Regions from separate parts of the Mus musculus genome. Here region 1 is linked to region 2. A link is a loop called in an ENCODE intact Hi-C map of the cell type or tissue named here. Cell type or tissue: gastrocnemius. All regions are shown on one strand. Each heading gives the region's core, and the rest is flanking DNA. Links, peaks and the distances in the headings are about the cores only. Region 1 overlaps Gpr179 (G protein-coupled receptor 179). Region 2 overlaps Arhgap23 (Rho GTPase activating protein 23).

Region 1 (5,363 bases), core at 209-5,208, 120 kb after region 2:
GGTGCAGATGGACATCGACCTCCAAAGTGTGGACATCAACCAGTGTGCAAGCGGCCCGGGCTGGTACTCAAACACACACCTGTGCGACCTCAACAGCACCCAGGCAAGAAGGATGGCTCCACCGAGCCCTGCCTTCATTCCCCTTTCTTATCACTGCCAAAGCCACCCGGACCTCTCAGGGCTTCAAGGCAGTACCAAGTGATTGGCAGAGGTGCAAGGGCGGGCTTTGGTAAAGCAAGGCTAATGTACAACCTAGTCCATCCCTTCTACTTCTCCCCAAAAAAGCTACCCCTCCTGCCTGTGAAACCTCAGTGTGCCTCCCTGCTGCCCTCCATTCTGGTACTCAGCACTCCAGGATTCCTCTTAAAAAAAAAAAAAAAAAAAAAAAAAAAAAAGATTCATGTATGTGAGTACACTGTAGCTGTCTTCAGACACACCAGAAGAGGATACCATTCTGGATGGTTGTAAGCCACCATCTGGTTGCTGGGAATTGAACTCAGGACCTCTGGAAGAGCAGCCAGTGCTCCTAACTGCTGAACCATCTCTCTAGCACCCTGTAGAGAGAAGTTCTTTAAACAAAAAGATACACAACTCAAAATAGCTTCAGGAAGTTCCTGAAACTGATCAGATTCACTAGACTCCTCCCTGCCAAATACATGCTGAGAGTCCCTTTCAGAGAGGTGAAGCAGAATAGCAAAGATTCTCAGAGAAAAGCTGCAAAGACCACTCTGAGACCAGACCAGCCGCCTGGAAGACGCAAGAACCAGCTGAACTCCCTGGAAGAGGTTTAGGCCCCTGGAAAGGTTGAGCTGCCTGCAGGCTGTGCAGTGTGTTTAGCCATTTCTCCCGGCCCCAGGATTCCTCTTTAGGGCAACTTCTGAGCCAGGAGCTTTCCCTCTCCTAGGCCACCTGCTTCATGTCAACACAGCTCTGAGCTCCTCATGGTACACAGAGGATGCTCCATTTGTATTCATGGAAGTTAATAGAATTGCTGACGGGTAGAGGAGGAGGCTAGCCACAGCTCAAAAAGGTCTGGGAGTGTTGAACGTGGCAAACCAAGCCAAATGCAGGCTCAAAGCCCTTACCTCTGAGATACCTGTTCTCAGCCACTGACCTCAGTCTTCCCTGCCCACCTCTGAGGCCACGGCCATGCGCTATTCCCCTCTGCTTAGCGAACATCAATAGGGGGGAGGGAGAATAAAGAGCTGACTTTGCCATTCCCCCAGCCTGGTTTAAGGCTGAGAAAAGCAGTCCTATGTTTAAAGCCAGATAGGTCCTGATGGAAGTTGACCCTCTCTGGGGAGGTCTTTTTAAACTCCCCTGTCTTAGGGTTACTGTTGTTGTGATGAAACATCATGACCAAAGCAACCAGAGGAGAAGGGGGTTTAGTTCACTCTTACTTCCATAGAACGGTTCATCATTAAAGGCAGCTCGGGCAGGAAACTCATGCAAAGCAGGAGCCTGGAAGCAGGAGCTGATGGATGCAAAACTCATGGCAGGGTGCTGCTTACTGGCTTGCTCATCATGGTTTGCTCAGCTTGCTGTCTTATAGAACCCACCCCCACCAGCCCAGGGATGGCCCCCACTCACATCAATCACTAATTAAGAAAATGCCCTTCAGATGGATCTTATGAAGGCATTTTCTCAGTTGGGGCTCTGTTCACTTTCAATAACTCTAGCTTGTGTCAAGATGACATAGACTGGACTGGAGAGATGGCTCAGAGGTTAAGAACATTGTCTGCTCTTCCAGAGGTCCCCGAGTTCAATTCCTAGCAATCACATGGTGGCTCACAACCATCTGTAATGAGATCTGGAGCCCTCTTCTGGGATGCAGGCATACATGCAGGCAAAATGCTGTTTACATAATAAATAAATAAGTCTTAAAAAAAAAAACTAACATAGACTAGCTATTACATCATCTGTGTGTACCAAGTGGGATGGGTCATGGGAACCTTTTGAAGCAGGGTGTAGGCACACAAGGTATGATGGAGCTCTGAGCTCTCTCTGTCTTCACTCCCCCCAGTAAAGAGCTAGGCACCAAGAAATGGGACTCGAGGTCCCTGCTACTAACAAAGAGTTAGGTATCCTGTACTCTTTTCTTGGATAATCCTTTAAAAGGCCTAACGGCAGAGATGAGAAAGTTTCCAGAGGAGGAAGGGCTAGGCAAGAACCAGAGACAGCTTCTGGTGAACTCTCCTAATGTAAACACAGAAGCCATGGAGGGAGGGGGCTCTTTGCCACAGCACGGAAAGCTTTCGGAGAAAAACATCATACAAACAAATGTCATTTGTCATCCCCACAGTGTGTCCCTCTGGAGAGTCAGGGTTTTGTCCTTGGCCGCTATCTCTGCCGCTGCCGACCTGGATTCTATGGAGCTAGTGGTTCTGGGGGTACGTAAGTGTGGAGAGGGCTAAGCAGAGGTTTTGTGAGCCAAGGTAAGTCGAGATGGAACATCTATGGAAGAAAGGTGGGCTGAAGGTGACCCTGGGAAGAAGTGGGGGCTCGCCAGTGTGGTGGCACACGCCTTTAATCCCAGCACTCGGGAGGCAGAGGCAGGCAAGTTTCTAAGTTCGAGGCCAGCCTGGTCTACAAAGTGAGTTCCAGGACAGCCAGGGCTACACAGAGAAACCCTGTCTTGAAAAAACAAAAAAAAACAACAACAAAAAAAAGTGGGGGCTCAACAGGAGAAAGCCAAGAGGAGAGGAGGCTGGGCGGAGTGGTGCAAACTTGTAATCCCAGCACTTGGGAGGATGAGGCAGGAGGACTGCCATGAATTCAAGGCCAGTTTGGGCTACAAACTGAGATCCTGTCTTGAGAGAAAAGGAGGGAGAGAGGAAGAGCAAGAGATAGAGACCAGCAGCAGGGCATTTTGTAGGTGTCTTCCTTCTGAGAACAAACAGAATACATAGATATGAGACAAGTTAGCCTTAAGCCTGGCGTCACTTCTTCCTGTCCTTCCCGGGACATACCCACTTCATTTCTATTCCTGGGGTCATAAGGTACAGGAGGGCATGGAGCCTTCAGGACCCAAGGCTAGACCTTCACGTGTCTCCAGCCAAGCTCTCCTTCTTCCACCCCTTTTATTCTTTGCAGGCTTAGAAGAGAGTGCAACACAAGCTGCCGGGCAATTTGGGTCCCCACAAGACAGCTTAGGGAAGCTGCTACGGTGCCAGCCGTGTCCTGAGGGCTGCACCAGCTGTCTGGATGCCACACCATGCCTGGTGGAAGAGGCCCTGGCACTGAGGACGGCAGTGCTGGCATGCCAGGCCTGTTGCATGCTGGCGGTCTTCCTGAGTATGCTGGTGGCCTACCGTTGCCGAGGGAGCAAGGCAAGAAGGCCCCCCACTTCTCCTCAGCACACACATCCAACCCATCTCAGCTAGAGAACTAAATCCTGGGGAAACCAATGCCCGTCTTGCTTCTTTACATCAGAATGTGTGACATTAGGCAGTGACCTCTCTCTATCTTAGACCTGCTTCTGCCTCTGCAACATTGTATTTGATTCAACAAATACTAGTTGAATGCCTACTCACTTCAAAATACTACAGAGGCACTCTGCAAGAGAAGTAATGTGACCCCGGTGGCAGGGAGGAAGCAATGAGACAGGGCAAGGATGGAGGTGGTCGCCAGGTGTGGTAGGAGCTAAGAGAGGAGACCCAGTTATTCTGGAGGAGACAGCATGGTAGAGAGTGTGAAAAGTGATGTTGGATTCAGGCTTGAAGGTTAACTGGTTTTTACAGCGAGGAAATGGGGGAATCTTATTCTAGATAAAGTACAGTCTGACCCAAAGCTCGGAGGAATGCCAGAGGCCCTTTCTAGCTTCTGCAACCTCTGCTGTGAGCCCAGCAAGTGTAGCTAGACCCTGGGGTGAGACTGGACAAGTGGCTGTGGACAGAGGGTGGAGCTAGTGCTGATGGGGAAAGCCAGGGCCAGAGTGAGCATCCTGACAGACCCAGGCCAGGCTTGGTGCTCACACCCCGCTCACACCCTGTTCACACCTGTCTCCCCTGGGCTAACAGAGGATCCGGGCATCTGGAATCGTCCTGCTGGAAACCATCCTTTTTGGATCCTTACTTCTCTACTTCCCGGTGAGTCTGTGACCTGTAGTCTGTCTGCAGCAGGCATGGAGAAGTAAAAAAGAGGGCGGGGGAGGAACTGCATCCTGCCAGAGCTCAGTGCTATGGGCAGGCAGACTCGGGGAACTACCGCATGCTCTCTACGTGGCCCAGATGGGCGTCTGGCTGTGGGAAGCCACGGAACCCCAGTCCAAGGGGATAGAGAGGGAGTAGTCCAGGGTCTCTGGGATTCATGGAGGCCAGAGACAACAGGTTCTCAGTCTTGTACATCCCAGATGTCACAGTATGTCTCCGAAGAGCTGAGGACAAAGTGAAGGCGGGGGGGTGGGGTGTGGGGTAGGGGGGAGCTCAGTCAGCCCCCGGGGTCAAAGGGAGAAGAGGGCAGGGGGAGAGGGGGCGCTGGGTGGTTCCTACTCCGGTGAGAGCCCTTGGTCTGGTCCATGGCTGGAGCGCAGGAAGGCCTTCCAGAGAAAAGTTAGACACGGCTCTTTTTTTTCTTCTTTTGCCACCCCCCTAGACGCGGCTTTTTAGAGGAAAGCCTGCTCTGTTGCCCCAACATGGCGAGCGTCGATGAGTAGAGACGGTCCATGGTTTTAGAGCTTTATTGTAGAATGTCAAAGAGAAAGAGAGAAGGTAGAAAGAGAGAGGACGGCCATGGCCACGTGGAGAGAGGGGGGCAGGGAGGGGGAGAAGGAGAACTAGAGATGAGAATGAGAGATAGAGCTAAAGAGAGAGAGGTAACTGTGAGGGTAGAGTCTAGCCAGAATGCCAGGAGCTTGGGACTTTGTCTGCGTGACTGATAAGTCACATGATTATGGCGTTGGGGGCTCCGTGGTGTCAGGAGCCTATGTCTGGGAACATGGCTCACTGTTCCGTCCCTTGTAGAGTTTTCTACTGGGTCTCCGGAGTATGCCTTGCTCAACCAAAACACAGGCTGCCTTTCACCGTTCCACAGTAGTTGGCCTCTCTTCTTAATACCCCCCACTCCTGTGGTACTGGAGAGGTGGCTCAGAGGCTAAGAGCACTGACTGCTCTTCCAGAGGTCCTGTGTTCAATTCCCAGCAACCACATGGTGGCTCCCAACCATCTGTAATGGTATCTGATGCCCTCTTCTGGTGTGTCTGAAGACAGCTACAGTGTACTCATATACATAAAAACAAAAAGCAAAAACCCACACCCCAACTGTCCTTCTTCAAAATCCTTCCTTGCCTTCCTAGGAAGATTTGGCATCTTTACAATCCCTCCCCCCACCTCTCCTCTCACAAATGTCTGGCTGACCTAGTGAGC
Region 2 (5,363 bases), core at 79-5,078:
ACTGTCAACCCACATAGGTGATGTGCCATCATCCCAAATGCAGTAGGGCCACAATCTGACTCATCTCCTTCAGCTTCTCCTCAAGCCAACCTGTTCCTCACACAGATACCAGTCCTCCCTCTGGTCTCTCTGCCTGTCCTTCCTCCCTCTCCCGGCCTCCACTTACCCAGGGCCCTCTGTTATCCTGACCATTAGTGACCCCAGCATCTCTGGGCTTCTTTCCTCCCCCTCTGCTCCCGGGCTTGCACTCTCAGTTCTCCACAAAACCTCAGCATCGCTCTCGCTCACACCCTACCCTCGGCAGTGCTCCCCCCAGATCTGCCAAAAGTTCCTCACAGTCCTCTGGTTCAAGGTCAAAAGCTTTAGAAACCCATCACTCCCCCTGGGTCTTACATCCCCACCCCCAAACACAAAAAGTGTATCCACCTTTTTCCAACCCTCAAACCCTTCCACGAGTCTCAAACAACGCTGTCATTCCCTGCCAACTCTCCCACCTGCTCTCCTATACCCTCAGGAACTCTGGAGGCTGCCTCTGCTCCATCCCTCAGCAATCCCTCCCTCCTCTTATACACAAGTGCTTAATGGCAGGTCCTGGGGTCTGTGGTGCTTCACTAGCCAGATTCGTGGCTTTCCCCTGTAAAGCCCTTTGCATTAGAGCCCCTTTGGTCAAATAAAATCTTAACACAAAAATCCAAGGTGGGGCTGGCGAGATGGCTCAGCAGTTAAGAGCACTGACTGCTCTTCCGAAGGTCCTGAGTTCAAATCCCAGCAACCACATGGTGGCTCACAACCATCCGTAATGAGATCTGACACCTTCTTCTGGTGTGTCTGAAGACAGCTACAGTGTACTAATGAATAATAATAAATAAATCTTAAAAAAAAATCCAAGGTGGGCTAGTGAGAGAGGCGCTCAGGTAAAGGTGCTTGTGCCAAGCCCAAAGCCGAGTTTGCTCCCGGGACGCACATGATGGAAAGAAAGAACCAACTTCCACACGTGCACCACAGCATACACAAAGTCTGTGTGGAGCCCCCAGCAAATAAACGAATAGATGTGAAAAGTTCAGAGCAGAGCAGGGTGGCCCTCCATCCAGCAAAGGAAGGGGTCTTGACTTGAGTGTGGCCTCTTCAAAGCCCCTCTGGGAACCTAAGACTCCAGGAATCATTTGAAAACTGCCAGGCATACTACCCACTCTTTGGTGCAGTGTGTCAGCAGCTACAGTCTGCTCTCAGCTTCAGCCTCTCTTTCCAGGCTACACACTGGTGGCCGGCCACCTTGAAAGCAAGGCGCACCCTCTTCCACCAGGCCAGGGATCTTTGAACCTCAGCGGCCCATGGAATGCAGCCCATTTTGCCTGGTGCTAAAGGACTGTAGAAAGGAGAGAGGGTGGGCAGGATGAGGATGCAGAGGAGAGCGGGGGAGGCAGGAAGAGCAGCAGGAGGCCTAAAAAAATGCTCACTAGCTGGCTCTCTTGGAAGTTCAATTCCCAGCAAGTGTTCAGCCCTCTCTCTGCCCGTATTTGTATTTGATTTTAGCTGAGAGAACTGGGCCGTCCTAAGTGCTCATGCAAAACTGTCACCTAGCCAGGGAGGACAGCTGCCTTGCCACTGCACATATCTATAATCCCAGCTCTTGGAAGGCAGAGGCCTGGGCTACATAGAGGACCCTCTCAAACAAAACAAAACAAAACAAAACAAAACAAAACAAAACAAAACAAAACAAAACAAAACAAAACAAAACAGCTGCCTCTGTCTCAGTACCCAGCAGGCCAGGGCTCCATTTCTTTTTGGGCCATCCTTGGGGAGGTGCCCACTGGGCCTGCTGACTGGGCAGGCAGGCTTTCTCCTGCCACCTGGACACTCTGGCCCAGTGACAAGCAGAGTAGAACATGGTGAGTACAACCAGGCAGTTCCTGGACTCCACCAGCAGCCGAGCCACACCCACCTCATCCTGCAGGTTGATGTCACTTGGCCCACGGTTGAGCTGCTCCTGCAGGCTAGACACCACTGCGTTGTTGCCAGGTACCCGGTAAATGCCAGTTGATTCCAGCCCCCGGGCCTCCACAATACGGCAGCAGGCAGCAACGATCAGGGGGACACGCTAGGAGCACAGACATGGGAGAGGGATTAGGGAGATGGCTGGGGTAGGAGGCTAAGTGGTAGAGAATTAAGACCAGAGCTGCTACCAGGACACCCGAGGAGATGAAGTCTTTACGGCCTCCATCTAAGGGTCAGAACTAATATGAGCCACCGACTCAGAAGGTGCAAACCAGGGCGGACCTCAGTTCGGCAGCCACCTGGCTGTGTACATGAGGAACGGGCAGCCGCTACATCCTCACAGCTCTGGTCCCCTACCCAGGTCTCCTAGGTGCTGCCTGCTTCGAGCACTGTGGGGACCCACCTGGTTCTCGGTGGCAGGCTGGCACTCCTCCAACCGGATTCCAAATGCCCTCGGGGCGGCCTTCTTGTTCTTCTTGATAATATTGATGCCCCAGGGGGTTTTGGGAGCTGCAACACTGTCTTCTGGGATGAACAATGGCAAAGAGAGCTGGGGTCAGCTGAAGGAGGTCAGAAGGGTCCCACACATTCAATGCCACACCCACACACTAGGACACAGGGACTTCATCAAATAACTAGGGAGACTGAAAGGTGAGAGAAGGCTTAGGGGGCAAGGTGACTGGCCCCCAGGAAGGAGACCATGGCTCCATGAGGGTAGTTGGTGGCCTCAAGGACCAATCTGTGAGATGAGAGCACATTTTGGCATGACCAAAGGAAATGCTTTCTTTCGGCTATTTAAAAAAAAAAAAGATTTTAAAGTTTAAACAAAAATATGTGTGTGTGTGTGTGTGTGTGTGTGTGTGTGTGTGTGTGTGTGTGTACTGGGGGATGCATATGAGTGTTGACGCCCACAGATGTCAGAGGTGTCAGGTCTCCTGAGGCTGGAGCTGCAGGTACTTGTAAGCTCTGAGAATCCAACTCAGGCCCTCTGGAAGCTCTTTACTGCTGGGCAGTCTCTCTGGCCCAGGAAGTGGCTCCTGATAGCCCAAAGTGTAAAGATGCAGGCCTGCCTGCAGTGAGCCTCTCATTCCCAAAGGACACAAGCAGAAACAGAGGGCTGCCTACAAGAATTTTCTGGAAGCAAACCAGAATCCAGATGTTTTCAGCCCTGAAACCTTGAGGCTCCAGACCCCTCATCGGCTTACACTTAAAGCAGAAAGCAGCAGTAACCCTGGGCACACACAGGCTGGAGCGCCCTGGGCACACACAGGCTGGGGCGCCCTGGGCACACACAGGCAGGGGCGCTGCCCAGCACAAGCACCCACTGTGCACCCAGCCCTCCTACCCTTGCTTCCTGGGGGCTGCTCCTGAGTTCTGAGGCCGCGGACTGCAGTCTGCTTGAGGAATTCAGACTTGAGGCCTCCCAGGCCCCGAGAGCCTTTAGGGGAGGAATCGGCTTTGGGCCCAGAGCTATGGCTGCAGAGGGAAAAGGAAGAGGAGGGGTGTCTTCATCTGGAGCGGCCCAGAGTGCCGCTTTCCCTGGCCTCCGTCCTCTCCAACTAGAGACAATTCTCTCGGCTCACTTGTCTGAGCGAGGACTAGAGATCTCTGCCTGGAAACTCCCAACCCCATAGGCTTTCCTCCCCACCACAGGCTGCTCTGGGAGAACTGGCCTTACCTCACTTTGCGATAGTCATTAAGCTTCTTGCTGATCAGAGCTTGGTTGGCACAGCCGGGGTCCTGCAGTGAGGGGAGGGGGAGGAGAGATGAACCACATCAGGGCCCACAGCCCACGTTACCAGAGTTCCTCCCTGGCCCCTGCCTCAGCCTTGCCTCTCTCCACCATATGGACAGCATAGACCCAGATGGACAAAGGCCAGGGCTGACCTCCCTGGGCAGCTGTGTGACTTTGGGGAAGCCACCTAACATCTCTGAGCCCCAGTCACTTTGGCAATAAGCATAGGGAGGCTGGACAAAGCAGCCTCCATGCTGGGGTGCAGAACTGCATAACACTGCTCCCAGACCTGTCATGTACAGAGGGACAATGGCTACAGGTGGCTACTACAGTAACCCAGGAGAAAGCCTCCAGAACAGGGACACAGGCCCTCTGCCGGGAAGTGGGAGGACCCCACCGCCATCCTCAGGGAAAGGGCTATCCAGGTACAAGCCCAGGCAGATGGCCCTCATAGCGACGCCATCCTCCAAGACCGAGACTGTGCTTCCTCTGCCCAGGTGTATCAAATGACCTCCGTGCAGATGGGACCTTGAGGAGACATGGGCAGTTCCCAGGAGGGATGCCTCTTTTTTTTAAAGCTCTCCCCAACCCCTGCCAAATCACTTGGCCTAACCCCTGCCCACCTGCTGCCAAAGGCTAAGCCTCTGGCTAAGGTCAGTGTGTCTGCCCTCTGACTCAGGACAGTGCTGCAGTGTGTCTGCCCTCTGACTCAGGACAACTCATTCTGCACCCCATCCCTTGGAGGTGGCCTACTCCAGCCTACCAGAGGCTATGGCTGGCCTGGAGCTGACCTCAATGGGACAGAGCTTGCCCAAGGCAGTCCCAACAATGACAGTAATTACTGTCACCATCACAGTTGTTATTGTTTTGGCTGGTCATTGGGCCCTGAGGATGCCAGCCGTCCTGCAGCCAGTGCATGCATCTGTCCTCAAACCCAAACTCACGTGGACAGTCCCACGGTAGATTCTTTTCCTAGGAGAGGGAGCGAGGCTCAGAGTGGCTACCCTAGGTCACAACAGCTGAGAGGCAGCCCTGCCTTGCCCTGCCCTGCCCCTGCCTTGCTCTGGTGGCCCACTGGGCACAAGCCCAGGGCCTCACCTCGCCCTCGGCCCTGCTGTTCTCCCGGATCGCTCTGATCCAGCCCAGCATGTCATCCCGATCCTCAGCCTGAAAGAGATATTCACAGAAGTCAGCGGTGGTCAGCCGGAACACGTGCCTCCTTTTGGTCTCGCTGTAGGAGATGTCCACCAGGCAGGAGCCGATGCAGACGGGCGCCGCCTCGTCCTCACCTGCGCCGGCCGCCGCAGCCCCCGCAGCCGCCGGCCCGGGCTCCCGCCGCTCCTTGCTCAACGAGAGCGAGCGCGCCCGCAGGACGGCATAGACGCGCTTCCACTGGCGCAGGCCGCCGCCCGCTTTCTGCAGGGAGACACAGAGTGGGAGAAACAGGGCAGCGGTGAGAGCCAGGCCAGTCACGGGTCCGCCAGAGGCTGAGAAGCAGCAGGCCATGGACTACAGAGGAGACAGACCCTAGTCCATCCCGCCTCCCCTCCACTAGCCAACCCATGGCCTCTCAGTACCTACCACGTATCCCCACAAGATGTCAACTTCTACCTACTCTAAATGCCAGCATTGC

Evidence for each region. A loop is a pair of places that touch in the nucleus more often than their neighbours do. Peaks named below come from ENCODE experiments on the same cell type or tissue, not always from the same donor. Only the 100,000 strongest peaks of a DNase experiment are listed, where the experiment ranks them.
Region 1: a loop joins it to region 2, with 2.6 times the contacts of the local background. A loop is called at or near these places in 8 of 42 quality-filtered maps.

What each region holds. Positions count from the first base shown.
Region 1 is chr11:97,344,433-97,349,795 of GRCm38, reverse strand. Gpr179 (G protein-coupled receptor 179) reads left to right here. Exons shown (of 12, transcript NM_001081220.2): 3 at 1-103; 4 at 2,303-2,390; 5 at 3,094-3,329; 6 at 4,020-4,088. Among named protein-coding and RNA genes, the nearest start is that of Gpr179, 5.2 kb to the left of the region's middle. In gastrocnemius, for the core only: no CTCF peak of the experiment used is centred there; a DNase peak (open chromatin) is centred at 3,224.
Region 2 is chr11:97,463,167-97,468,529 of GRCm38, reverse strand. It overlaps Arhgap23 (Rho GTPase activating protein 23), which reads right to left. Exons shown (of 19, transcript NM_021493.2): 7 at 4,829-5,146; 8 at 3,674-3,735; 9 at 3,341-3,471; 10 at 2,399-2,520; 11 at 1,943-2,098. Among named protein-coding and RNA genes, the nearest start is that of Arhgap23, 16 kb to the right of the region's middle. In gastrocnemius, for the core only: no CTCF peak of the experiment used is centred there; DNase peaks (open chromatin) are centred at 1,598, 1,882 and 2,403; H3K27ac peaks cover 863 bases.